Linked DNA regions of Homo sapiens: region 1 is linked to region 2. The links are chromatin contacts, found by Hi-C in ENCODE. All regions are on one chromosome and are shown on one strand. Each heading gives the region's core, a stretch centred on a gene start or an enhancer-like site at or near the end of the contact. The rest is flanking DNA. Distances are from core to core; before and after follow the strand shown. Region 1 holds the start of EIF2AK4 (eukaryotic translation initiation factor 2 alpha kinase 4). Region 2 has its middle 55 kb from the start of LINC01852.

Region 1 (6,995 bases), core at 3,154-5,653, 1.8 Mb before region 2:
TAGGGAAGCAAAGTACTTATAATACTAAATTCTAACAGAAATTTATAACGTGAACCTTACAAGGAGTACCATATAATAAACACTGTACTCTTCTACTATGTGTACAAAATTTGTAAGATCAGTTCTTATATGGCTTTATAATAATCCTTGATAAATGTGTGGGTCCTTCCATAAAGCATAATTCTGCGAATGTGGTCTGGGGAAGGGTTAAGCACTCTTTGGTCCACAGGTCTTTCATCCACTCATTCACCCATCACACATCCATCACCCATATTTGCTAAGCACTGACTCTGTGTCAGGCACTGTGCTTAGTCCACGGAGGTGAGAACACAGATATGGTTCCAGCTCTCATGGAACTTCAGTCTGGTGGGGGAAAACAAACATAATAAACACATAAGTACAAGCTTAGAGAGTGCCGTTGAAGAGATGACGTGGTGCTCTCCTTAACAAACGACTTGGGGTGTGAGGGTATATACTTAAATGTGGTTATCAAAGAAGAACTATCTGAGGATGTAGCATTGAAGCTGAGACAAGCCAAGAGACCAAGCATTCCAGGCAAGGAAAAAAAGAGACTTGAAATACATTTGAGAATTATTTCATTCAGTAACAATTTTTGAAAGTTTTTTGTTTGTTTTACCAGGCACTGGGCTTGTAGGAATGGCATTTCAAATGAGTGGAAGACACTGAAAAATTCAATTGCCTATATTTGTCTAGCTGCCTAGCTGGAGGAGGAGGGATGCACACGGGGAGGTGGCCTAGGCCCGTACTTTGATGGAACGAAGAACTTAAAAAAAAAAACCTACTTATATCTTTATTTGATGAAAATTTAAAAACGAAGTCATGAACAAGTTAAAAGTAAACTTTGACGAATTTGGTTTTTAGTAACATTGGAACAGAGGGGGAAAAAAAACCCACAGGGACCATAAAAGAAAAAAAAGGTCATTTTGACTCTATCAACATTTTTTAAATCACATAAATTACGTAAATAAATGCATATAATTAGGAGAAAAATATATGCATTATATGACCCAAAATGCTAGTTTTCTTAAGATATTTAGCTCTTACAAATAAACAAGAAAATGGACCACAGAGTAGAAAAATAAACCAGAGTATGAGCAGTTCACAGAAAAAGAAAAATCAATGGTTTGTAAACAAAGGTGTTCTAGATAATTTATAAATAAATAAAAATTAAAATGAGATATGTTTCATTTATGTGGCAAAGATGAAAAAGTCTAACATATATAGTATTGTTGAAGATAAAGGAAAACAAACACCACCATACACTACTGGGGGATCCAGGGATTGAAGCAAGTTTTTTGGAGGGATGTTTCCAAAAGCTATCAAATTATAAATGAGCAGACCTTTTGCTGCTGTGGAAAGCTAGCCAAAATAAGTTAGTAATTTGTAACTATCTATAAATTATAGATACTTTAAACTAGCAGTGTCTAAACTTTTTACAAATGCAAAAGTTTTTAGCATGCACCTCAAAATGTTATTTATAAATGATATACATATGCTACTAAACTGAAATTTATATTACAACACATCCCCACTAAAAGAAGTTGAAAAAAAAATCTAACCTGAATTTATTGGCAGCAAATTTAGCCTGAACTGACATGAGGTTAGTTATAGTGTTTATTTGTTCAGTGTGAAATTTGAGTATTTCTATGTTTCATTGTGTTTGATTTTCGATGCTGCCCCAGACACTGAGGAAGGTATTAGGTAATGTGTGGAATGTGCACACATAAACGTGAACAGAAGCACTTCTGAATTCTGAAACCCATCAAGTCTCAAGAGTTTTGGATAAAAGGCTGGGCACGGTGGCTCACACCTGTAATCCCAGGACTTTGGGAGGCGAGGCGGGAGGACTTGAGGTCAGGAATTCGAGACCAGCCTGGCCAACATAATGAAACTCCATCTCTACTAAAAATACAAAAATTAGCCAGGTGTGGAGGCGGGTACCTGTAATCCCAGCTGCTCAGGAGGCTGAGGCACAAGAATCGCTTGAACCTGGGAGGTGGAGGTTGCAGTGAGCCGAGATTGCTCCACCGCACTCCAGCCCGGGCGACAGAGAGAAACTCCCTCTCAATAAAGAGTTTTGGATAAAGGATTTTGGACCTGCATCACTTTTCCCTGGCAAATAGCAGGTGATAATAAGTGCTTGTTGAATGACTAAACTCTGATTCATCCTTGAGACCATCAATTATTTGCCTGCCAGTCCTATGAATGTGTTGAGGCCATTTGCCCGGTGTACAATAGGCCACAGACAGCTATTTAAATTCTTCTGCCTGCCTTCTATAGTTTTTGCTTTGGTTTGTCTAGTATTCCATCTTGTTATGAAAGCCACCAGCTATAAATTCTTGAGGTTATCAATATCCCTACCTAAAAGAAGTTGCTTTTTCTCTTCCATTTTTCTGCAGCCCTAGGAGCAGACAACTAAGCTTGTATAAAGTAAACAAACTAGTTCAGAATGAAGCCTTAGGAGCTTTGTGTTGAGTCCCATGTACACTTTGAGACACCTATTTTGGCTGCTTCTTGGGCCTACTTCCTGATTCTCAAGGTTTGGGAAGATAGAAGTTCCCCAGTCACCAACTTCTCTGTCATGTTAAGGGGAATAATTTATATTTTTACCATTTCAGGTTAAAAATAACTTCATATTATTAAGCATTAGAAAAGTAAGCTCCCTGAGGGCAAGGATTTTTGTCTGTTTTGCCCACAGCTGTATTCCTAATGCCTAAAACAAATATTTAATGAAGGAAGAAGCACCCTGAGTTTGAGAGAGAATATTTTGTCCTGATAGCTCCAGAAGATGGTATTTCTTGAGGAAATCCTGGATGTGTAGATAGAGCAGATGTTGTGAAATGCCAAAGTTAAAAGCAGATGAAGAGGCCAGGCGCGGTGGCCCACACCTGTAATCCCAGCACTTTCAGAGGCCAAGGTGAGAGGATTGCATGAGCTCAGGAACTTGATACCAGCCCGGGCAACAGAGCAAGACTCTGTCTCTACAAAAAATTAAAAAAATTAACCAGGTGTAGTGGCATGTGCCTGTAGTCCCAGGTACTTGACAGGCTGAGGCAGAAGGATTGCTTGAGAATAAGCTGCAGTGAGCCGTGGTCATGCCTCTGCACTCCAGCTTGGGAGACAGAGCAAGACCCTGTCTCAAAAAGAAAAAAAAAAAAAGCAGATGAAGTTAGAACTATGTTTTAAATGATAATATGATAATATTCAGAAATAGTTTGGTAGATCAACTCTTCAAGGATGGGGAAAAAACTGTCAGTATAAATACTTTATAACGTGCCTTAATTTCCAGACAAAAAGGCAAAATATTATTTTAAACAAAATGCCATTTTAAAAGGTCTAGAGCTAGAGCAAGCTGGTCTAACCCGAGGCCCATGGGCCGCTTTGAATGTGGCCCAACACGCATTCGTAAACTTTCTTAAAACATTGAGGTTTTTTTGCGAATTTTTTTTTTCTTTTAGGTCATCAGCTATCCTTAGTGTTAGTGTATTTTGTGTGTGGCCCAGGGAAGCCAAAAGATTGGACACTCCTTCTCTAGACTCAGTCTAGAACCCTCTCTCTACTACAGCTAAGATGAATGTGTGCTTTATTCTGAGCTAAATGTCTTAGAGGAAGGTGCAGAGGTATGGAAAGTTCCTCCATACCGGAAAACACAGTGAGGATGCCTGGGGAGTACAGAGGGAATTATGTGGCGTGCAGATTTGAATGCATGGATGAGACTTGAGAATTCTGATTGAGGACGTAAGGCCTGTGCGAGAGCCCAAAAAGCGTTCTCAGAACAAAGTAGCAAGGGGCGCGTATGAATTGCTGTGGTATCATCCGCAAGGGCTTTCAGAGGGGAAAAAGGACAAGGTTGGAAGGAGGCAGTTATGTTATGGGATGTAGGCAGGAATAAGAAGCAGTGCCAGGTAAGAGGGAGGAATCCAGGGGGATTCCTCTGGGGAAATCATGGGGAAAGGACTGTAGAAGAATTCGGCCTAGGTGGGATTCTGCAGACCAGCTGCAGGTGCAAGGACTAAAGTGAGCATGGGTGGAACCTAAGGGATGAAAAGACTGCAGGATCCTAAAGCGGCGGCCCAATCTGGAAGTGTCCGGGCTTTGGCCCAGGGCCCGGGGAGGCCAGGGCACGCCAGCCCGGGCCTGACAAGCCACGTTCCTACCGGTCCGCAAGCGTCCGGCCGCAGGTCTTGGAAGTCCGCGCCGTAAATGGCCTCCAGGGCCTGTAGCTCGTGGTCCTGTCGTTGCGGGTAGCTCTCCGGAGGCTCGTCCCGGCCGCGCCCGGGGGCCCCACGGCCCCCAGCCATGGCAGCGCTGCGCCCAAGGCAGGGCGGCCTTGCCTGGGCGGCGGTGGGCCCCCGGCAGCCTGCGGGGCGGGGCTCCGCGCTGGGGACGGGCTATGGGCGGTGTTCCACGCTGGAAACGGGCTCGTGGGCGGGGTTCCGCGCCGGGGACGGGCCGTAGGCGGAGCTCCGCGCCGGGAGCTAGCTCCGGAGGCTCCAGAAGCCCAGGCGAAGGAAGAAGGCAGGGGGACAGCTTTGCCCACATCCTGCTGGGGGAAGGGGAGCAAAGGAACTCCACGAACTTAAGAAATGAATCACAGATAGGAATGAAAACGCCACATTGTATAGTTTTCACGAAACAAGTATCTTTAACAGAAGTGCTTGCTGGAACTTCTCCACCCTGGCATGGCTAGTGCGGGAAACTCTTTTTTCTTTTTTTTGGCAGAGTTTCGGCTCTTGTTCCCCAGGCTGGAGTGCAGTGGCGCGATCTCGGCTCACTGCAACTTCCGCCTGCCGGGTTCACGCGATTCTCCTGCGTCAGCCTCCAGAGTAGCTGGGACTACAGGCGCGCACCACCACGCCCGGCTAATTTTTCTATTTTTAGTAGAGATGGTGTTTCACCATGTTGGCCAAGATGTTCTCGATCTCCTGACCTTGTGATCCGCCCGCCTCGGCCTTCCAAAGTGCTGGGATTACAGGCATGAGCCACCGCGCCCGGCCGGGAAACTCTTAAAGGGCAGACGTCGATGGGTTCTGAGGTCACTTCTAATTTCACCTTGTACCTTCCCAGAACAAGACTACCGGGAGTAAAAATTGTGACCCCCCCCACCCTCCTTCCTCCCACTTTAGTACCCCCAAACTTATTCTCTGAGCCACAGATTCAACACCCTCATTATGTTCTCTGTCTCTACATTCCCCAGCTTTGGGGATCTCCACTACCACCTTGCAAATTCAATTGAAAACTGTCTTTCCACTCAGGCATCTTTATGAGCTACCTTCCCATGAAGAGAATCATGTTCCCTTCCCAGTTCACTCAGTGTGAATTTAGGGAGTCTTTGTGTTATATCCTGCCTCAAGTCGTCGTTTTTCAAGTTTATAAAATAATAACCTGTCTACCCAGACATTGTTATTGCACTTCATCTTCAGTAACTTACTAATGCTGCATGTCCATTTCGAATAATCCTATTGTACTAACCCAAGTTAGGTTTAAGTGACGTTTCTTCTGTCTACCTTGCTTACTCCTCCACTGTTCACTAAATAATGATTGTGTAAATTCCTTGCTGCCATCTATCCACTCATTTCTGGCCAGATAACACAAATGCACTAGCTTGACCCAAGGCCAATTTAAATCATCATCTTCCCTCTGCTGGAGACCCGTTCCTTCTCCAGTGATCTCTGACTAGGTAAATGGCACCATTCAACTGAGTGTGATTCTGAATTCCCTTTCTCTCAACTCACATCCAAATAGTCACCACTTCTGTCCATCCACTACACTCTAACCCATTGCCACTAACTTAGTTCAGGCTACTGTCACCAATTCCCTGGGTTACTTCAATAACTCTCTTAATTAGTCACTGTCTTCATTCTTGCCCCACATTAAGCCATTCTTCCTATTGCAGCCAGAGTAATGTTTCTAAATTGCAAATATGGCCATTGCACTCTAATCCTTAAAATTACTCCATTTCTCTATTGGTCTTTAAAAAAATTCTTTTAAACCTATATTTATGAAAATGTCAAACATACTTAGAAGTAAACTCCTCTGTACTCATCATCCAGCTTCAACAACCATAGATATTTTGTCAATTTTATTTCATCTCTTCTCTCCATCCCTCAGGAGTGTTTTTTTTAAGTCTCAATCATATCATTTTAAAAAATAAATACCTAAGGATATATCTCTAACTAGAAAAGGAACCAACATAACATATTACTAATCTTATACCCTAAAAATGTAACCCTTTGGCCAGGGACAGTGGCTCACACCTGTAATCCCAGCACAAGGTGGAGGATCACTTGAGGCCAGGAGTTTGAGACCAGCCTGGGCAACATAGCGAGGCCCCATCTCTACAAAAAATAAAATAAAAAATTAGCTGGACGAGGTGACATGTAGTCCCACCCTCAGGAGGCTGAGTGGGAGGATTGCTTGAGCCCAGGAGTCCAAGGCTGCAGTGAGCTGTGATTGCACCACTGCACTCCAATCTGGGCAACAGAGTAAGACCTTGTCTCTTAAAAAAAAATTAACAATTTCTTAGCATCGTTTAATACCTAATCTATGTTCAAATATTTCCATTGTGTAAAATTAGAATCTATACTGGACGCTGGACCTATAAAAGATATAATTAAAACAAACAGCAAAATTTGAAAGGAATCTGTGGATTACATGGCAGTATTATACCAAATGCAGCATTAAGGGGGCAGTGACGTATTAAATATGCAGTTAGCTCCCAAATGATTCAGGAAAAAGAAGAGAGATGATGCTAAATCAAATGTAGAATGTTGAACATTGGAGAATTTAGGTGAAGGATATATGAGAGCTCTTTGAGTGACTTGAAAATTTTATGTAAGTTGGAAATTATTTTAAAGTCAAAGTTCAAAGCAAAAAAAATAAGAAACTGTCAAAGTGTTTTCCAAAGTGGTTGTACCACTTTATATTCCCATCAGTTTATGGGAGTTCCAGTTGTTCTACCTCTTTGCCAGTAA
Region 2 (7,236 bases), core at 592-3,091:
GGCCCAAGGACATGTCATGTACTCATCACATAGGAGAAAATAAATCCAAAACATTTTTTCAGTTGCCTAATGATAAGAATATATTGAAGGCAGTCTGAAAAGCTTAGTTGAAAATGTCTCGGTTACACTTTTACTCAAACTACTACAATATTGAGATCAGCGTAACCTTGGTCAAATTGCTTAACTCTTCTGTACTTCCTTTTAAAGTGTGCACGGGGGAGAGAATGGGGCAAGAGTAGGAGGGTAACCAAACTCTCTTGCCTAATGAAATGACTGTCAAGCTAAACGTGTAATATTAATATGTATTCAGACGAGGGCAGAGGCAAAAGTCAGGCGAGGAGCATTAATTAACAAGTTTTCAGTTCTTGTTGCAGAATGCACAAACCTGGAATTGGAGCCAGGAGATTGCAAAAATGATTCCAGATCTGCATGGTAACAATTTAGACTGACTTCCACTCCTGCCTGAAATTTTGCAGCAGAGGAAGTTCTTTCCCTGGCCGTCTGCCTTCCCCCGCCTCCTCCATCCCCCAGTACCTCAGGCCTCTCACTCCCCACATCTGTTTCCAAGCCAGAGAGCTTAGGGTCACAGCATGGCGCAATAAGCAGCATTAGCAGGCAGCATGAATCAGTGGCAAACCTTTGATTTTAATCCCTTGCCTCTCCTAGAGAGGAAGTGTGGTCTAGTGGTTAACCCACTGAAAAAGCAGCTAGAAGGCAAAATTCCTGGTCCTCTCCATGCCCTTGTTCTATTCTTATTGGGACACGCTGCCTGTCAAACATACTTTTTTTTTTTTTTTTTTTTCCAGCGTCCCTCTACTACATTATTCCCTCAACTGGCTTTATCATAAAACACATGCAGGAAACTGGTTAAACAATTCCTTAGCCTTATTCCAGAATCTCCCAGGGAAAGGCCTGGGAATCTCCATTTTTAACAGTTACTACAGATGAGTCTTTATAATCAGCCTCAGCTCATCTGTATGCCCGTTATACGTCACACCAGGCGAAGAAGAAGCAAGCTTTAAAGGAAACCTAGCCAGGGAACTGAGGCGAAAAGAGTGTATCTACAGAACGATTTGCTTTTACAAGCCCATGTGAGAAAGACGAAAGAGTAGGACAAGGAGATCCGGACTCTAGTTCTGGCTCTGTGTTTCCAGATCTGTGCGAGCATGGACAGGTCAGTGAAACTCCCCTGGTGGCATTCTCATCATCTTAAAAATAAAAGTGATTAGATCATCTCTTTCAGTTCTGTGATTCAATGAATTATTTCTGTGATTTCACAGAAATGCCAAGATGGGCTCAGAAAATCTCTTTTCCTGAAAATGACAGCGGGTGCAGTCACGGAGGTGTGGGCTGACTTGTTTGGGGTTGTGGGAAGACAATGGAGACAAGTGGCAGCCGGGAGGTTTGGGGCCATGGCCGCAAGGAGATTTCTCCCCTCCCTTCTCTCTTAAGGCTCTGCAGCTGGCCTACTTATGCAAAGGCTTTGGTTCCTCTTTCCTTTTTAAAAGCTTTTCTGATTCGTACATTCCCCTGAGGAGCAGAGATTCATCATTTTGCGGAGAACTTGCACACGCTTTCCTGAAAGGAAGAAAGGAGGGAGGGATGGGAGGGGTTGGGTGGATTAGTGAGTAGGCTAGGGTTGGTTGCCAAAGAAATGAGTCTCTCCATGTGTGATAAACATATAACCATCACATTGTTGGCTCTGAATATGCCCAGCAAAACCCTTTGTCCCACTTCCACAATGCCTAGAAGTGTGTTCTCGTTAGTGGACTGGACATCCGCCTACGCATCTGTCTCTGGAGCATTTGGGCATTCTTCCACCCCAGAACAAGTGGGGGTGAGTGAGGAGAAGGAGGAGTGAGTCATGACTGTAGGAAAAGGATGTCTTATGAAGCCAACGCAGAACTAGCTTCCTAGAAACATCATGACAGGTCCCATAAAGCCCACGTTTGGTTCTAATTATAACATGCCCACATTTGAGCATTTTTACAGTTTTCCCATGGTAACAACAGGGTTTCTGAGGAAGAGGACTTTGACTCAAATGTGCTCTATATGTCTAATAGTGTGAGCTGGTTGGACTAAAAAAAAAAGCAGTTATTTTTGCTATTTTACAAAGGAGATACTACTGGCTTGTCTATGCCTATTAACACAGCTATAAATGGGGGATAAGCACATGATATAAATAGGTCAAAATGAGCCAGATAAAATTTAAAAGATATTTTTTAAAGGCCAGGATGAGCAATGTAAACAAAATCAGAAAAAAATAAAAATCTTAAATAAGTGGAATTTGTTTTCCCCCTCAACTTGTGACAAATGGCAAGCTAAAAATAAACAAATAAGCAAGGATTTATTTAAAAAGCAACTTTGGAAGGACGCTTTGAACCATTTAATTCTGGCTCCATAGGCTACACATTCTGATCCTATTAAACCAGGACTGCTCTTTCTGGAGACGATCATAAAGCAGAGCACACATCTTTGAAAAATCAAGTTATGTTCAAGCATGATTTTAGTACCATGTGTTATTTTATTTTATTTACAAAATCTTTGAAAATGGCTAATTCTGAGAAAGTTATTCACAATCATTTGAAATTATATCTTAGTCCTTTGTTATTTTAGACAAATGAACATTTTATTTTTTGAATTAATTCTTTCCTATTTTTTATTATTTAGATACCAGAGATACTAGCCAGAACCTAGGAGACTGGAGTGAAAACCCTTTCTTCCTTTAGTATGAGGGATTCCAGGCTGGAATAACTAGATCTAGGAGACATCATGAGGCAAGAGGGATTTCCCAGGCTACGCTGGAGACAGAGCTGAGGAATAGTGTGTACTCCTGCGTGAAGCCGGCTTGGAGCTGGTTGGAATTTTTTTTTTTAACTCTCTGCAAAGCTGGCATATGTGGCATTTAGAAAAGGAAGAGAAATTCTGCCTATCCATTTTGCAAGATTATCAAATGAGACTTTACTCTGTAAATCTCAGCAGTTATGAAAGTTGGCATGGTTTTTAAACCCCACCACAGGAAGTGGTGATGATCAGAAAACATGTTGGCCATGTTTTGAAATTTTCCAGAAGTATAAGAGATTCTCTTCCTGTATAAATAATAATGACCTCAGGTTTAGTAACTTCTTAGGAAATGATTAAGGCAAAAAGATACATACCTTCCTCAATTTTAGTTTCTTCAGATAAATCCTTGGAATTTTGTATGATAAATTCAGGAAGTTTATTATGGTTTATTTTCATGACAAATGAAGAAATATTAACATGTGCTTGTTTTCCCCCATTTTAAGCATATTTACTTATTTTTACAACAAAATGCCCTCTTACCAAAATTTGGGCTAGAGCAGTAATGTTTTGAGGTGGGACCCCAATATATTGTGGATATTATAGTTGTTGATCAAAGTAATCAGTTGGCATCTGGTGAAGCAAAATATAATAGCTAATTTTTGTATAACGTATATAGCTTACTATGTGCCAGGCACTGTTTCCAGTACTTATAAAAATTGCCAGTATTGTAGATAATCCTCAAAACCACCTTGATTCCCATTTACAGATGGAAAAACAGAGGCACGGATAGGTTATGTAACTTGCCCTGGGTCACCAGATGATAAGAGAAGGAGCTGGGCTACAACTCTGGTAATGTGTTTCATCAGTCCAACCTCTTAATCACCATGTGATATTACCTCTTTGAAAAACTACCAAGAGCCCATTATAGAAAACAGAGCTGAGAGGAATGCATTTAAAAGACTCAAATTCTTGAAACTTAGTCTCAAACACAGACAAGCACTTTTTGAGAAATAGTCAGTAAGAGGAATATGCTTCTAGTGTCAAGAAGAGGAGTTCTTTGGCATGACTGTAGACACCTAAGGTCTTAGATATTGCTTGAATGAGTCATAAGAGGACAAAGGCCATTACTTCATCTTCTTTATCAACTGAAATATCATCCTTATGAAGTATCATAAAAGTGTACTTCCTGTCTATAAGGAACTTGTGGTTTGATAAGATAAAGGTAATTGTTGACATTTGATAAGCCCTTGTTGCAAAACTGCTGTAGATAGGGCATGTAAAAGTGAATAAGCCATCATGCTTGTTTTCAAGGTGGCTGCAGCCTGGATGGGAGATGGATAGTCACCACTGGGTGTGGTAGATGTCATGGCAGGTGGAAGAGAAGGAGTCTGTGAGAGCAGCAGGAGGGGCTCCAGCCTACGCAAGGGATTCCAGGATGTCTTCCCCAAGGACATAGTGCCTGACTGAAGTCCTTCAGAATGGTTTCCCCCCATTTCCACATCGCTCTTCCCTTCTCATCCATATCTGAATTTATAAGTAGTAGCTGTAAATACATGATCTGTTCTTATTTCCTACTCATATGTCTTCCTTCCCACTTACCTCCCAGGTTAGATGCTTGGATCAAGCTCAGCAGAAAAGAGCTAAGAAGCATTGGAGTAGGACAGCTGAATGCCTGGGAATAGATAATTTTTGCATCTGATGCACCCTATCTGTTTGGAGACCACACTACCTTAGCATTCTATGCAGATGGATCTCCTGGCTACTGACCACTTACCTGAGCTTCTTTTTCTTCTTTCTTTTTTATATTGCACATTGTAATTGTACATATTTATGAGGTATATATAATTTAATGTGTACATATATATGTTTTATAATGATCAAATCAGATATTTAGCTTATCCATCACTCATATATTTATCATTTCTTTGCTGTGAGAAACTTCAAAAGTCTCTCTTCTAAGCTATTTTGTAATATACAGTGGCTTACTGTTAACCATCATCACCCAAATGTGCAATGAAACACCAGAACTTATTCCTTCTATCTTATTCTAACTTTGTACCCCTGAGCTTTCTGTTAGTGTTGAGATTTCCTCTAATTTTACCTTCGTTTGCTTCTCGTTTCCCCATATATTCACATGATCTGATTTCTGCTTCCTTGCTTAGTTCCTGTCTCTCTGCTAACTCTAACCTTTGATTTATGTTTTCTTTTGGAGGGCCTTAAATTATATTTTTGCCCCTTGATTTACACACTACCTCCATGCCTCCTGACATGTGCACTCATATATTCCATTATGTCAATTAGGAATTTGAATCTTGGGAGCAGATAGAACTTAGTGCTAGATGCCCAAGAATAGAATCCAAAGTAAAATAGAAATCTTACTGCTCTCCCTTAACTAGAGAAAACTTCTGGGAGAGAAGTAATCTTGAAAATCTTTGACTGTTAACGGCTGTTATATATTGGAACATAGCCTTTTGATGAAAAAGGACTGCTTTAGACTTAGGTAGGCAATTTTAGTTGACAGTTATGTGCATTCCCTTTTTATTTTATTTACATTTTTTAATTTCTTTTTTATTATTATACTTTAAATTTTGGGATACATGTGCAGAACGTGCAGGTTTGTTACATAGGTATACATGTGCCATGTTGGTTTGCTGCACCCATCAACCTGTCATCTACATTAGGTATTTCTCCTAATGCTATCCCTTTCCTAGCCGCCCACACACTGACAGGCCCCAGTGTGGGATGTTCCCCTCCCTGGGTCCATGTGTTCTCATTGTTCACCTCCCACTTATGAGTGAGAACATGTGGTGTTTGGTTTTCTGTTCCTGTGTCAGTTTGCTGAGGATGATGGTTTCCAGCTTCATCCATGTCCCTGCAAAGGACATGAACTCATCATTTTTTATGGCTGCATAGTATTCCTTGGTATATATGTGCCACATTTTCTTTTCTTTTTTTCTCCAAGACAGAGTCTCTCTCTGTCACCCAGGCTGGAGTGCAGTGGCGCAATCACGGCTCACTGCAACCTCTGCCTCCCAGGTTCAAGTGATTCTCCTGCCTCAGCCTCCCAAGTAGCTGGGACTACAGGCACATGCCACCATGCCCAGCTAATTTTTTTTGTATTTTTAGTAGAGACGGGGTTTCACTGTGTTAGCCAGGATGGCCTCAATCTCCTGACCTTGTGATCCACCTGCCTCGGGCTCCCAAAGTGCTGGGATTACAGGCGTGAGCCACCGTGCCCAGCCCACATTTTCTTTATCTAGTTAATCATTGATAGGCTTTTGTGTTGGTTCCAAGTCTTTGCTATTGTGAATAGTGCTGCAGTAAACATACATGTGCATGTGGCTTTATAGTAGAATGATTTATAATCCTTTGGGTATATACGCAGTAATGGGATTGCTGGGTTAAATGGTATTTCTGGTTCTAGATCCTTGAGAAATCATCACACTGTCTTCCACAATGGTTGAACTAAATTACACTCCCACCCACAGTGTAGAAGTGTCCCTATTTCTCCACAGCCTCACCAGCATCTGTTGTTTCCTGACATTTTAGTGATCACCATTCTAACTGGCATGAGATGGTATCTCATTGGGTTTTGATTTGTATTTCTCTAATGACCAGTGATGAAGAGTTTCTTTTCATATGTTTGTTGGCTGCATAAATGCCTTCTGTTGAGAAGTGTCTGTTTATATCCTTTGCCCACTTTTTGATGGGGTTTTTTTTTCTTGTAACTTTAAGTTCCTTGTAGATTCTGGATGTTAGCCCTTTGTCAGATGGATAGATTTGCAAAAATTTTCTCCCATTCTGTAGGTTGCCTGTTCACTCTGATGATAGTTCCTTTGCTGTGCAAAAGCTCTTTAGTTTAATTAGATCCCATTTGTCAATTTTGGCTTTTGTTGCCATTGCTTTTCGTGTTTTAGTCATGAAGTTTTTGCCCATGCCTATGTCCTAAATGGTATTGCCTAGGTTTTTTGGTTTTTCTAAGGTTTTTATGGTTTTAGGTCTTATGTTTAAGTCTTTAATCCATCTTGAGTTAATTTTTGTATAAGCTGTAAGGAAGGGTCCAGTTTCAGTTTTCTGCATATGGCTAGCCAGTTTTTCCAGCACCATTTATTAAACAGGGAATCTTTCCCCATTGCTTGTTTTTGTCAGGTTTGTCAAAGACCAAATGGTTGCAGATGTGTGGCGTTATTTCTGAGGCCTCTGTTCTGTTCTATACATCTGTTTTGGTACCAGTACCATGCTGTTTTGGCTACTGTAGCCTTGTAGTATAGTTTGAAGTCAGGTAGTGTGTTTCCTCCAGCTTTGTTCTTTTTGCCTGGAATTGTCTTGGCTATAAGGGCTCTTTTTTGGTTCCATATGAAATTTAAAGTAGTTTTTTTCCAATTCTGTGAATGGTATCTTGATGAGAATAGCATTGAATCTATAAATTACTTTGGGCAGTATGACCATTTT

Evidence for each region. Hi-C counts contacts between places; a loop is a spot of excess contacts on that map. Pooled maps may share reads with other maps.
Region 1: a loop to region 2 is called in a pooled map, with 2.1 times the contacts of the local background. The contact joins the promoter of EIF2AK4 here to the enhancer-like site in region 2. A Hi-C loop is called at or near these places in 2 of 50 pooled maps.

The regions. Positions count from the first base shown.
Region 1 is chr15:39,931,523-39,938,517 of GRCh38, reverse strand. EIF2AK4 (eukaryotic translation initiation factor 2 alpha kinase 4) reads right to left here and starts at 4,403. Exons shown (of 39, transcript NM_001013703.4): 1 at 4,179-4,403. The coding sequence starts at 4,322. RefSeq lists a silencer at 4,121-4,530 and an enhancer at 4,551-4,690.
Region 2 is chr15:38,124,281-38,131,516 of GRCh38, reverse strand. No RefSeq gene overlaps it. Among named protein-coding and RNA genes, the nearest start is that of LINC01852, 55 kb to the right of the region's middle. RefSeq lists enhancers at 1,196-1,325, 1,456-1,505. Within about 2 kb of position 1,841, at least 29 of the 41 ENCODE cell types and tissues checked have a DNase peak (open chromatin) inside an H3K27ac peak, as active enhancers do.